2 separate regions of the Homo sapiens genome follow, and region 1 is linked to region 2. Evidence: chromatin contacts called from ENCODE Hi-C or POLR2A ChIA-PET data. All regions are on one chromosome and are shown on one strand. Each heading gives the region's core, a stretch centred on a gene start or an enhancer-like site at or near the end of the contact. The rest is flanking DNA. Distances are from core to core; before and after follow the strand shown. Region 1 overlaps TRIM37 (tripartite motif containing 37). Region 2 overlaps PPM1E (protein phosphatase, Mg2+/Mn2+ dependent 1E).

Region 1 (5,949 bases), core at 680-3,179, 210 kb after region 2:
ACAAAATGTGTAATAGACACCCACAATTAAAAGATGACAGGAATTGTCTCATTTTGTCCTCCTGGGGACAATCTGGGGACAGCTTAAAAAGGGAACAAGAAGCAATGGTGTATATTCTCAAGATTCAAGACCTTATAAACATAAAACATATTTCAAAGCCAATTAAACTACGCATTCAAGTATCACTACAAAAACCCACCAGCACTCCAAATAACTTGCACAAAATTTGGATGCTTATTTTAGAAGCAGAGGAAGTTACTAAAGATGCCTTAATACTTACAAATCATCAAATGCTTGGTTCTGTATTGAAAAAGATACCAGAGCACCAGGAAAATATGCAAAATATAAAGCAGAAAATGGCATAGGCTTAACAATGTTGTCACTCCAGGATATCTTGCAGAGGAATGTTCAGATTGATTATTAAGGCCTCTGGGTAACTTTAAATGTGTATTTCTCTAACTTGACAGTATATCCTTTTACTGATTAATCTGTATTCCAGAAAACTGCTTGACAGCAGAATACTTATGGTATATCCACATGATAGAATATTAGGTTGCCATAAAAAATGAAGTTTATGAAATTTTAAATAACATACAAATATATTTAAGTGAAAAAAGCAGAATAAAAAACTATTTATAAAATATTTAGGTAGGGCTGGCATGGTAGCTCACACCTGTAACCCCAGTACTTTGGGAGGCCAAGGTGGGCAGATCACCTGAGGTCAGGAGTTCGAGACCAGGCTGGCCAACATGGTGAAACCCTGTCTCTACTAAAAATTACAAAAACTAGCTGGATGTGGTGGCACATGCCTGTAGTCCCAGCTATTCAGGAGGCTGAGGTGGGAGAATTGCTTGAACCCAGGAGGCAGAAGTTGCAGTGAGCTGAGATTGTGCCACTGCACTTCAGCTTGGGAGACAGAGCAAGACTCTGTCTAAAAAAAAAAGAAGAAGAAATGCAATGCAAATAAGACAGAAGAAAACAAGGGAAAATATTAATAGTAGGTTTCTCTTGTTTTTTTCCTAATAACTTTTTTGGGGGTAGGAGGGAATAAAAATTATTTCATAATCTGCATGTATTTCTAAGTTATTTTTATTTTAAAAGGTTAAAGTTATCTTACAGTAGGCTAGAAAAGGAAAAAAAACCCAAACATCTGAAATCTCCCCAGGGATTGGCAATCATTTCCTATGAAGGGTAAATATTTAGGCATTGTAGGCCACAAATGGACTCTCTTGAAAATTCTTCTTTGGGCTGGGCACGGTGGCTCACGCCTGTAATACCAGGACTTTGGGAGGCCAAGGCAGGTGGATCACGAGGTCAAGAGTTCGAGACCAGCCTGGCCAACATGGTGAAACTCCATCTCTACTAAAAATACAAAAACATTAGCCAGGCGTGGTGGTGTATACCTGTAATCCCAGCTACTCAGGAGGCTGAGGCAGGAGAATCGCTTGAACCCAGGAGGCGGAGGTTGCAGTGAGCCAAGATCACGCCACAGCACTCCATCCTGGGTGACAGAACAAGACTCCATCTCGGGGCAAAAAAAAAAAAAAAGAAAAAAAAAACCCACAAAGAAAATTCTTCTTTGTTTCTTTTGCTTGGTTTTTAAAGACTCTTTACAAAGTAAAAACCATTCTCAGGTCACAGACTATACAAAAGCAGGTTGTGGACCCCGTCTCTGCCCAGTAAGTAGCACTCATTAGGTGCAACCAAGCCAAATATTACTGGCTGTGTTTTTTTAGTACTCACCATAATAGTTAACCAAAGAATGTTGTCTCACAAATGACAATAATTAAAAAAAAAAAAAAAGAAGTAGAAGCAGAAGAAGCAAAAGCAGTAGAGCGGAAAAAGTAGAAGTAGCAGCAGCAGAAGAAGAAGAAAGAGAAGCGGCAGCGGTGGTTTTAGTAATCTGTGTAAAATGACATCATGTGCTGCACCTTCATCCGGGGGCTGTGTCATGACCATGAAGGAGTCGTGAAACCCGCCCACACTGGTATGCTCTTCCTGCTCCTCATTCTCAGTGTCACATTCAATGTCACTGTCGCTACTCATTCCTGGCAGGAAGGAAGGAGAACATGTTTCTGAAAAGAAACCACTGTAAGTAAAAGGAAACAGAAATCTCCGTATCTGCTAAACTGAGATTCCTATTGAATTTTACATGGAATGCCAAGAATTCAACAAACTAAACACTAACAAAACAAAGACAAAAGTAACCGCACAAACCTCGATTCTCTTTAGCTATTTAGAGTGGTTTTATTTCTGTTCTCAAAGTTTAAAATTGCCCTTTCCATAGTACCTGAAAGTTATTATTTGAAACCAGCATTAATTTTATTATACTGATAATACTTTTTTCCAAATCAAACACTGTTTTTTTTTCAGTCACAAGAGATAACAGGAACTCTTTTAATCCTGATTCATTATAGACATAATTATATTCCCTAGCCTAAAACATAAATATAAATGTGTTATACAAATCCACATGGTGTATGAATATTAGAAATTCTGGCAATTCTAATAATAGTTTGTATTCTAATTGGGCATCTAATTTTTTTGTGTATGTCGGTTGATTTGTATTTATTTTTATTTTTTGAGAGACAGGGTCTCGCTCTGTCACCCTAGGCTGGGCTGCAGTGGCCTGATCATAGCTCACTGCAGCCTCAAACTCCTAAGCTCAAGGGATACTTCCGCCTTAGCCTCCCAAGTAGATAGGTCCACAGGTACATGACACCATGCCCTGCTAATTTAAAAATTTTTTGGAGGGACAGGGTCTTGCTATAATATGTTGCCCAGGCTGGTCTTGAAATCCTGGGCTTGAGAAGAGATCCTCCCACTTTAGCCTCTTACAGTGCTGGGATTACAGGTCACTGTGCCTGGCCACATCAGTTGATTTTTAAAAGAATAATTCTATAAAAAGTATTTGTTTCAGCAAGATAGCAATCAAGAAAACCTGAAAATCTTTCTGCTACAAATCCTTACAAATAGCAAGATAAAATATAAATGTAAAACATTATTTTAATGAACAAGCACATTAAAAGGCAGAAAGGAAATCCACAGTGTCAGAAACAAAGAAAGATAAGGAACTTTCATTAGTGGGTCAGGGACCACAGTTGCCCTGGAGAGCTTCCTGTGAGGATTTTTAAACACTGCCTTGGGATAGAAAAATGAACCCCCCACAGAAAGGGAATTAAAAGTGAGACTAAAACTCCACCCCCTGCATAATGTTAAAATTTTTGTTTGTTTTCTTGAGACAGGGTCTCACTCTGTTACCCAGGCTGGAGTACAGTGGTGCAATCATGGCTTACCACAGCCTTGACCTCCCAGGGCTCAGATGATCCTCCCACCTCAGCCTCCCAACAGGCCTGTGCCATCACACCTGGCTAATTTTTGTAATTTGTTAGTAGACATGGGATTTCGCCATGTTGCCCAGACTGGTCTTCAACTCCTGAGCTGAAGTGATTCACCCGCTTTGGCCTCCTAAAGTGGTGGCATTACAGGCATGAGCCACCATGCCTGGCCAATGCTAAAATTCCTATTGAAAGAACAGACTAGAAAAATGTCTGCCTACTGGCATAGGAAAACAGCAAGGAATTTTGTCTGTTTCTACTGGGCTCTGAAGAGGGGGAAAAAAGTCTTACCTCAAAATTCAAAGTAAGATTTATGTGCCTAATTTCGGTTTGGGATTTAAGGTTGAGGTTCAAATTTTAAGAAATTAACATAAAAATTGTTCAGGAGCTAGTGTTATTTGAATAAAGCAAAAGTAAAATCCTCTCTGGAAGGAAGGTTCTAGGTACAATGGAGCAAGCACATTCCACTCTATCTTTTCCACTGAAAGTAGCAATAAAACCTGGAGAGATGGGTAGTGTAGTTATTTAAGGATATTCATAGTTATTTACTTTGAAAAGTAAATAGAAACAGGCATACTGATGAAGACTGAATTTGAATGACAGCAAAACTGGCAGATTAAAACAAGACCCAGAGTCTTATTAAAAAAAAAAAAAAAAACCTAATGAAAATGTTCAGGATACAACCCCAAATTATTCAGCATATGAAAAACCAGGAAAGACAACCAACAAACATCAATGATGAGATGACACAGATGTCTGGAATTATTTAAGGGCTTTAAAGCTAGATAAAATGCTCATCAGCCAGGCCTGGTGGCACATGCCTGTAGTCCCAGCTACTTGAAAGGCTGAGGCAGGAGGATCGCTTGAGCCCAGGAGTTTGGGACTAGCCTGGGCAACTTAGCAAAGCCCCATCTCTATAAAAAAAAAAAAAAAAAAAAAAAATTTAAAAATTAGCCAGGCACACATTGGTGTGCACCTGTAATTGTCCTAGCTACTAGGGAGGCTGAGGAGGGAGGCCCACTTGAGCCCAGGAGTTCAAGCCTGCAGTGAGCTATGATTGTACCACTGTACTCCAGCCTAGGTAACAGAACACAAGACCCTGAGGGACAGAGGAAGGAAGGAAGAATTAAGAATGAAGGGGATAAAGGGACTGGTCTAAATTGTGTCAAATAGAATGCCATAGAGATAGCAAAAATAACAAAGGAGAGACAATAGATAAAAGGAAAAAAGTTGAAAATTTTGTAGAATTATAAAAAACATTCTGAATTAAATACAAATAAAACATATCAAAATTTGTGGGATGTGACTATAGCAGTGCTTAAAAGGAAAGGTATGACATTATTTATATTAGAAGAGAAAATATCTCAAATCAATAATCTAAACTACTACTTTAAGAAACTAGAAAAAGGAAATTAAACTCAAAGCAAGTAAAAGGAAGGAAATAATAAAAAACATAATAAAATCAGCAGAAAAACAAAAAAACCACAATGAAACAAAATGGTGTTTCTTTGAAAAGATCGATAAAGTTAAAAAAGCCTCTAGGTAGATTCACTAACAAAAAGAGAGCAAACAAAATTTCCAATATCAGGAATGAAAGAGGACATCAACTACAGGTTCTATAAACAGTAAAATATAATAAAATGCTATCAGTAACTGTATGCTCATGAAACCAAAAACAGATGAAATGAGCAAATTCTTTCCTAGGTACAAACTACCAAAGGTTACTCAAGGAAAAATCGATGGGTATTTTAACTCTTAAAGAAATAAAATCTGCTCTAGTTTAAAAAGCTTCCAACAAAGGCAACTGTGGCCCCACATGGCTTCAGTGGTACACTCTTCCTTTTCTCTTTTTAAGAAGAGTTTGGTTAGCATTATTTCAGCCTTAAATATTTAGAAATCGTCTCCATCTTCAGCAAAACAAAAAAACAAAAAAACAAACTTTCCTGTTCTAAAAGAGTGAAGAGTTTACAACAATTTTATGAAGTAGGGGAAAAAGAAAAAGAGCAGAGACGGTTAAAGAGGCCAAAACTAGCTAGTTCTGTGAAGCACCACCTCCACCTTGTGGCCCTTCATGGAACTGTTGCTGAAAACACTAAAACACACTGAGTTGAACTTCAAGGCACAAATTTGACCTCTTATTAGTAGTGTTTCTGAATTCCCGACAAATACCAACCTTCAGGATTCAAAAACAATGAATTGGAATTCTCTGGAATTCCCCAAATCTACATTATTCTTTTAAAAAAGTTATTAAATACATTTTTCAAACTCTATTCATTACATGTGTATCTTTTTTTTTTGAGACGGCGTCTCACTCTGTCACCCAGGTTGGCGTGCCACTGCGTGATCTCAGCCTACTGCAACCTCCACCTCCCAGGTTCAAGCAATTCTCCTGTCTCAGCCTCCCAAGTAGCTGGGATTACAGGCATGTGCCACCACACCCAGCTAATTTTTTTGTATTTTTAGTAGAGATGTGTTTCACCATACTGGCCAAGCTGGTCTCGAACTCCTGACCTTGTGATCTACCCGCTTCGGCCTCCCAAAGTGCTGGGATTATAGGTGTGAGCCACCGCATCCAGCCTACATGTGTATCTTTAAAACAAATCATTTAATT
Region 2 (5,668 bases), core at 1,068-3,567:
TCCCAAAGTGCTGGGATTACAGGCATGAGCCACCATGCCTAGCCTTACCCATTTTTTAAATTGGGTTATTTATCTTTTATTATTTGAATTGTAAGAGTTCTCTATATATTCTGGACAGAAGTCCCTTATCATATATGCTTAGCAAGTATTTTCTCCCATTCTGTGAGTTCTTCACTTTCTTGATGGTATCATTTGCAACCAAAGATTTTCAATTTTGATATAGTCCAATTTATATATTTTTTCTTTTGTCACATGTCCTTTGGTGTTGCCCAATCCAAGGTCATGAAGATTTACTATGTGTTCTCTTAAGAGTTGTATAGTTTTAGCTTTTCATTTAGGTCTAAGATTTATTTTGAGATAATTTGTGTATATAGAGGAGTTGGAGTTCAATTTGATTCTTTTGCAAGTGGACATCTAGTTATCCTAGCACCATATGTTGGAAAAACTTGTTCTTTCCCTCACTGAATTGTCCTGGCACTCGAATTTTTAGAAGAATAATATAACTTTTATTTATTTATTTATTTATTTATTTATTTATTTATTTTGAGACAGAGTCTCACTCTGTTGCCCAGGCAAGAGTGCAGTGGTATAATCATAGTTCACTGCAATCTTGAACTCCCAGGTTCAATTCTTCTGCCTCAGCCTCCCAGAGTAGCTAGATGTACCACACCTGGCTAATTTATATATATATATATATATATATATATATATAGTAGAACCAGGATCTCTTTATGTTGCCCATGCTGGTCTTGAACTCCTGGCCTCTAGTGATTTTCCTGCCTCAGCCTCCCAAAGTGCCGGGATTACAGGCATGAGCCACCTTGCCCAGCCATAACTTTTATTTTTTATAAAAAATATAATAAAAACTATGGAAGATAGGAGAGAAAGTACAGTAACCACGACCCCCCCAGTCTTAGGGGGATGCGTTCCAAGACCCCCAGTGGATGACTGAACTACAGATAGTACCAGACCCAGTTGCTGATTGTATTAATTGAAACACGTTTCAGTTCATGTTTTCCACCCACAAATTTACTGCCTTTTCCATCTTAACTGAGCACTTATCACACACTGTGGCTATAACTTTTGCAGTTTGAGGTGTGACAGGAAAACTAACATGAATCTCTTTTTCCTTCACAATTTCATGGGGTTGGGGGAAGATTCATTCTTACCATAAATCTCAGCAACCTCAGCATATGATTTTTTTCTTTCTTGAAATCAAGAACTTTCACCTTTTCACTTTTTTTTTTTTTTTTTGAGACAGAGTCTCACTCTGTCGCCCAGGCTGGAGTACAGTGGCGCAATCCCGGCTCACTTCAAGCTCCGCCTCCCGGGTTCACGCCATTCTCCTGCCTCAGCCTCCCAAGTAGCTGGGACTACGGGCACCTGCCACCACACCTGGCTAATTTTTTGTATTTTTAGTAGAGACGGGGTTTCACCATGTTAGCCAGGATGGTCTCCGTCTCCTGACCTCGTGATCTGCCCGCCTCGGCCTCCCAAAGTGCTGGGATTACAGGTGTGAGCCATCGGGCCTGGCCACCTTTTCACTTTTAAGGAAGCACTTTATGGCTTCTCTTTAGCATATCTGAATTGCCAGCATCACTACTTTTGCAATTTGGGACCATTATTAAGTAAAATAAGAGTTCCTTGAATACAAACATTGCTATAATGTTACCTGACAGTTGATCTGATAGCCAGCCTGGCTGCTAAATTACTAACAGCTGGTAGCATGCACAGCATAGATACACTGGACAAAGGGATGATTCATGTCCCAGGCAGGACGGAGTGGGATGATGCAAGATTTCATCGGGCTGCTACAGAATGGCGTGCAGTTTAAAACTTATGAATTGTTTATTTGTAGAATTTTCCATTAAATATTTTTGGATTGCAGTTGACCATGGGTAACTAAAACTTCAAAAAGTAAAACCATGAATAAAGAGAGACTACTGTAATGCATAATTCTGCCACCGTTACACAACTTCCATATTATTGTTTTTGTTGTTGCCTAATGTTCATCTGCAGTTTATACATAATTTAATAATTAGTCCCTTATTTTGAATATTTAAGTTTAATATTTATTATTTAAATAACATTGCAATCATAATCTTTGTGCATAAGCTATTAGCTTTCTATTGCTTAATTTTCTTTGACACATTTCTGAAAGGATTTCTTCTAAACATATATTGAAAACCACTAGGGGTTAGTTACATAATTTTGATTTTGAAAATTCTGAAGTAGAGGGTGTTAAATAAATTGGCCCATTTAACATTACAATAGCAGCTGATGCGGACCTCTGGCTGTGGGTCAGGCAATGTGCCAAATAGTTGTGTGCATAATCATATTTAGTTCTTACTCAAATTCTATTAGATAAGGAATTCAAGGCTCAGAAAAGTTTGATAACTTGCCCAAAGTCATATAACTAGTAAATGGCAAAGATGGCATACAGGGCTGTGTGACTCTCAAACCTCAGTGGCTCCCATACTGGACATAAACAGTTATGATGGCAAGATTCCCACAGTAATACATTAGATTAAATATTTTGTACAGAAATTCTCTGAATACACATGACTTAAGTACTAATGCATTATTGGCCCAAATTTTTCTTTTTTTTCTTTTCTTCTTTTTTTTTTAACCCACAGCTAATATGATAGCTTAATATTTGTTTGGTAAAAATGGAAATCTAAAAATGGATTTTTCTCTGGAGATTTAATAATTCGTTATTCTTGGACCCATGGACTAATCATTTTGTATTATTTCCATGTGTGTAGCACTTACCATTCCAAAGAGTCTAGAGAGTATACATAACCATACAGAAGTTGTTTCACTTATGAGTACTTTAGTAAAGAAATGGGGCCAGGCACGGTGGCTCACACCTGTAATCCCAGCACTTTGGGAGGCCGAGGCGGGCGGATCACCAGGTCAGGAGATGAGACCATCCTGGCTAACAGGGTGAAACCCCATCTCTACTAAAAATACAAAAAATTAGCCAGGCGTGGTGGCAGGCGCCTGTAGTCCCAGCTACTCGGGAGGCTGAGGCAGGAGAATGGTGTGAACCTGGGAGGTGGAGCTTGCAGTGAGCCGAGATCGCACCACTGCACTCCAGCCTGGGCAACAGAGTAAGACTCTGTCTAAAAAAAAAAAAAAAAGAAAAGAAAGAAAAAAATGGTTTTGGCCGTGTTCAGAGTTTTCTTTAAAACATGAAAATGCCAGTTCTGTACAAATTCTTGTTCCAAATTTCTATTTTTGCAGTCTTTCAGCACATCAAACTGTATAAACTTTTTTTCTTCTTCCCTGAGATGGAGTCTTACTCTGTCGCCCAAGCTGGAGTGCAGTAGCCCGATCTCAGCTCACTGCAACCTCTGTCTCCTAGGTTCAAGCGATTCTCTTGCCTCAGCCTCCCAAGTAGCTGGGATTACAGGCGCTCGGCACCACACCCAGCTAATTTTTGAACTTTTAGTAGAGACGAGGTTTCACCGTGTTGGCAAGGCTGATCTCGTACTCTTGACCTCAAGTGATCCACCTGCCTCGGCCTCCCAAAGTGCTGGGTCTGTATAAACTCTTTCTTTCCTTGATTTTCATCCAAAGAGTTAGAGTGTATACAGATTAACAAGGTGACTGGAGGTATTTGTATGCCCTTGACAGAAGAGTCACTTCAGTCTGCTACAACGGTACTCTTTCACTACGGGTATAGTTTCACATACTATTGTGAGGGAAGAAGGTACATTTACTTAGCAGAAGCCATCCATTTTATGAAATGCCAATTCCCTGAATTTACTTCTTTTAAACTAGTTTTAGTTGATCAGTTTTCATCTTCTTGGTAACATTTAAAAGAATGTTCAATTTGTTTCTGCTCCAATTATCTGCTGCTGTTTAGGAGGAGGTGGACAGAAAAGAATTTCTCATATTCAAGGATATAATAGCAATGAACGTATTTTTTGTCAGTGCAGAATTTAAAGACTAAGACTTTAAGTCTGATCCTCTTCCTTTTTCTGCCGCCTCAGTCTCTGGCAACAATAGCAGGGAGTTAGGGCAGACAAATTGAACATTCCTTTTCATGCTTTATACAGATTGAAACTGATCAACTAAAGAGTTAAAGAAGTGAATTCAGTGACTTGACCTTTACTTGAAATGATTTTTAATAATTTTAGTCAGTGATCCAGAACTCACCTAAGCAGCCAGATTAGCTGAGTTAATCCTAATAATGAATTGACAGATGCTTCAGTTACACTGCCTTCAGATCCTCAAAATTGAGAATATTCATAATGGCATATCACAAAATGGACTATCAAGCCTAATACATAAAATGTACATCTGTTTTGGACTGAAAGATTGACTAATAAAAGCAATTAAGTGATCTTTTCTCTAGAAGTTTGTTTATACTGACTTCTACACCTCCAGCTCTACACTGTTACCAGAGCTCAAGCCCGTAATTCTAAGAACATAAGAAACATTTTACTTTTCATTTCAGTATATCCAATAAAGATTCTGCCTTGTTCCACATCAAATAGCACCTCTTTAGGTTTCTTCAGGCTCATACCTCATTCTTTTCCATCCCACCCCTATTTAGTTATTCATCTATTTCTGTCACTTTTTCCTTTGAAACATGTCTCAGATTTAGTCTTCATTCTTGCTGCGGCCACCCCAGTTCAGTCTTCATTACTCATTGCCTTCTAACTTTATTTTTCTGATTACATTCTTCTTTCTAGTAGTAGGTTAAATTTACACTGCTTTCATCATGTGTCTCCGTGAGGTAATCCCAGGAGCTCTGCAAAATTCACTAGCTAATCTCTGACTTAACATAGGATGTAGTATCAGAAGAATCAGCTATGATCCACTAGTGCTTTTCTTGCTCACTTGACAGCTGCCTGCTATTTGAACAAAAGGCATCTTTATTTTCATTCTTTCTTAGATGACTCTCCGATGTGATCCTTTGCACATATATATGGATCACATCTGAGAGTCATTTATATATATATATATATATATAAAATGCAAATACCTGCCTATTATTACCTTTTGATGTGACACACAAGAACACTGTTGCCTGTGTCAGACATTCAGCAAGCATTATAGTTTAGTCCCATAATCTCATTTTATCAAGAAGCCTAATTTTGTAGGCTTTGGTTGTCTCATTCTGCCACCAGAAAGTAAATTTCTTGAAGGCAGGCACTATAGAATTTTCATTCTAGCACAATTTTTGACAGTTTTTATGCATTTTTGAAATTTTTATTGAATAAATAAGTTAGTTGAGCAAATATTTATTGCATTTATTGAGGGCTTACTCTGTTCCAGCAACTGTGATGATGTAAGCAGCACTGAAAAGGAGCAGATATGGTTCCTTAGCGTGATCATAGTTCATTACAGCTTCAAACTCCTGGGCTCAAGGGATCCTTCTGCCTCAGCCTCCTGAGTAGCTAGGACTACAGGTGTATGCCACCATGCCTAGCTAATTAAAATTTTTTTTTTTTTGGATAGCCAGGGTCTTACCATGTTGCCCAGGCTGATCTGGAACTTCTGGCCTCAAGCAATCCACCCACTGTGGCCTTTCAAAACTGGTGACATGAGCCACTGTGCCCAGCGCGGCTCTTGTCTTGAGTTTATGATCTAGTGAGAAAGGCAGGTATTAAACAAATACATGGCCAGTTATGATGGTCTATAATGGACATCATCA

The links. A loop is a pair of places that touch in the nucleus more often than their neighbours do. ChIA-PET counts read pairs that join two places held with the same protein, here RNA polymerase II (POLR2A). Pooled maps may share reads with other maps.
Region 1: a map of IMR-90 shows a loop between it and region 2 (6-fold over the local background). The contact joins two enhancer-like sites. A Hi-C loop is called at or near these places in 1 of 168 maps with a recorded cell type or tissue (IMR-90) and 3 of 50 pooled maps. POLR2A ChIA-PET finds 5 or more read pairs at or near these places in 5 of 52 experiments (GM12878, MCF 10A, activated CD4-positive, alpha-beta T cell and 2 more).

Annotation. Positions count from the first base shown.
Region 1 is chr17:58,999,667-59,005,615 of GRCh38, forward strand. TRIM37 (tripartite motif containing 37) reads right to left here. Exons shown (of 24, transcript NM_015294.6): 23 at 1,932-2,048. Among named protein-coding and RNA genes, the nearest start is that of TRIM37, 100 kb to the right of the region's middle. RefSeq lists enhancers at 1,587-2,786, 1,731-1,970, 2,021-2,070. Within about 2 kb of position 1,930, at least 22 of the 41 ENCODE cell types and tissues checked have a DNase peak (open chromatin) inside an H3K27ac peak, as active enhancers do; they include IMR-90, where a contact is called at or near this core.
Region 2 is chr17:58,784,779-58,790,446 of GRCh38, forward strand. All of the region lies in intron 1 of PPM1E (protein phosphatase, Mg2+/Mn2+ dependent 1E), which reads left to right. Among named protein-coding and RNA genes, the nearest start is that of PPM1E, 32 kb to the left of the region's middle. Within about 2 kb of position 2,318, at least 2 of the 41 ENCODE cell types and tissues checked have a DNase peak (open chromatin) inside an H3K27ac peak, as active enhancers do; they include IMR-90, where a contact is called at or near this core.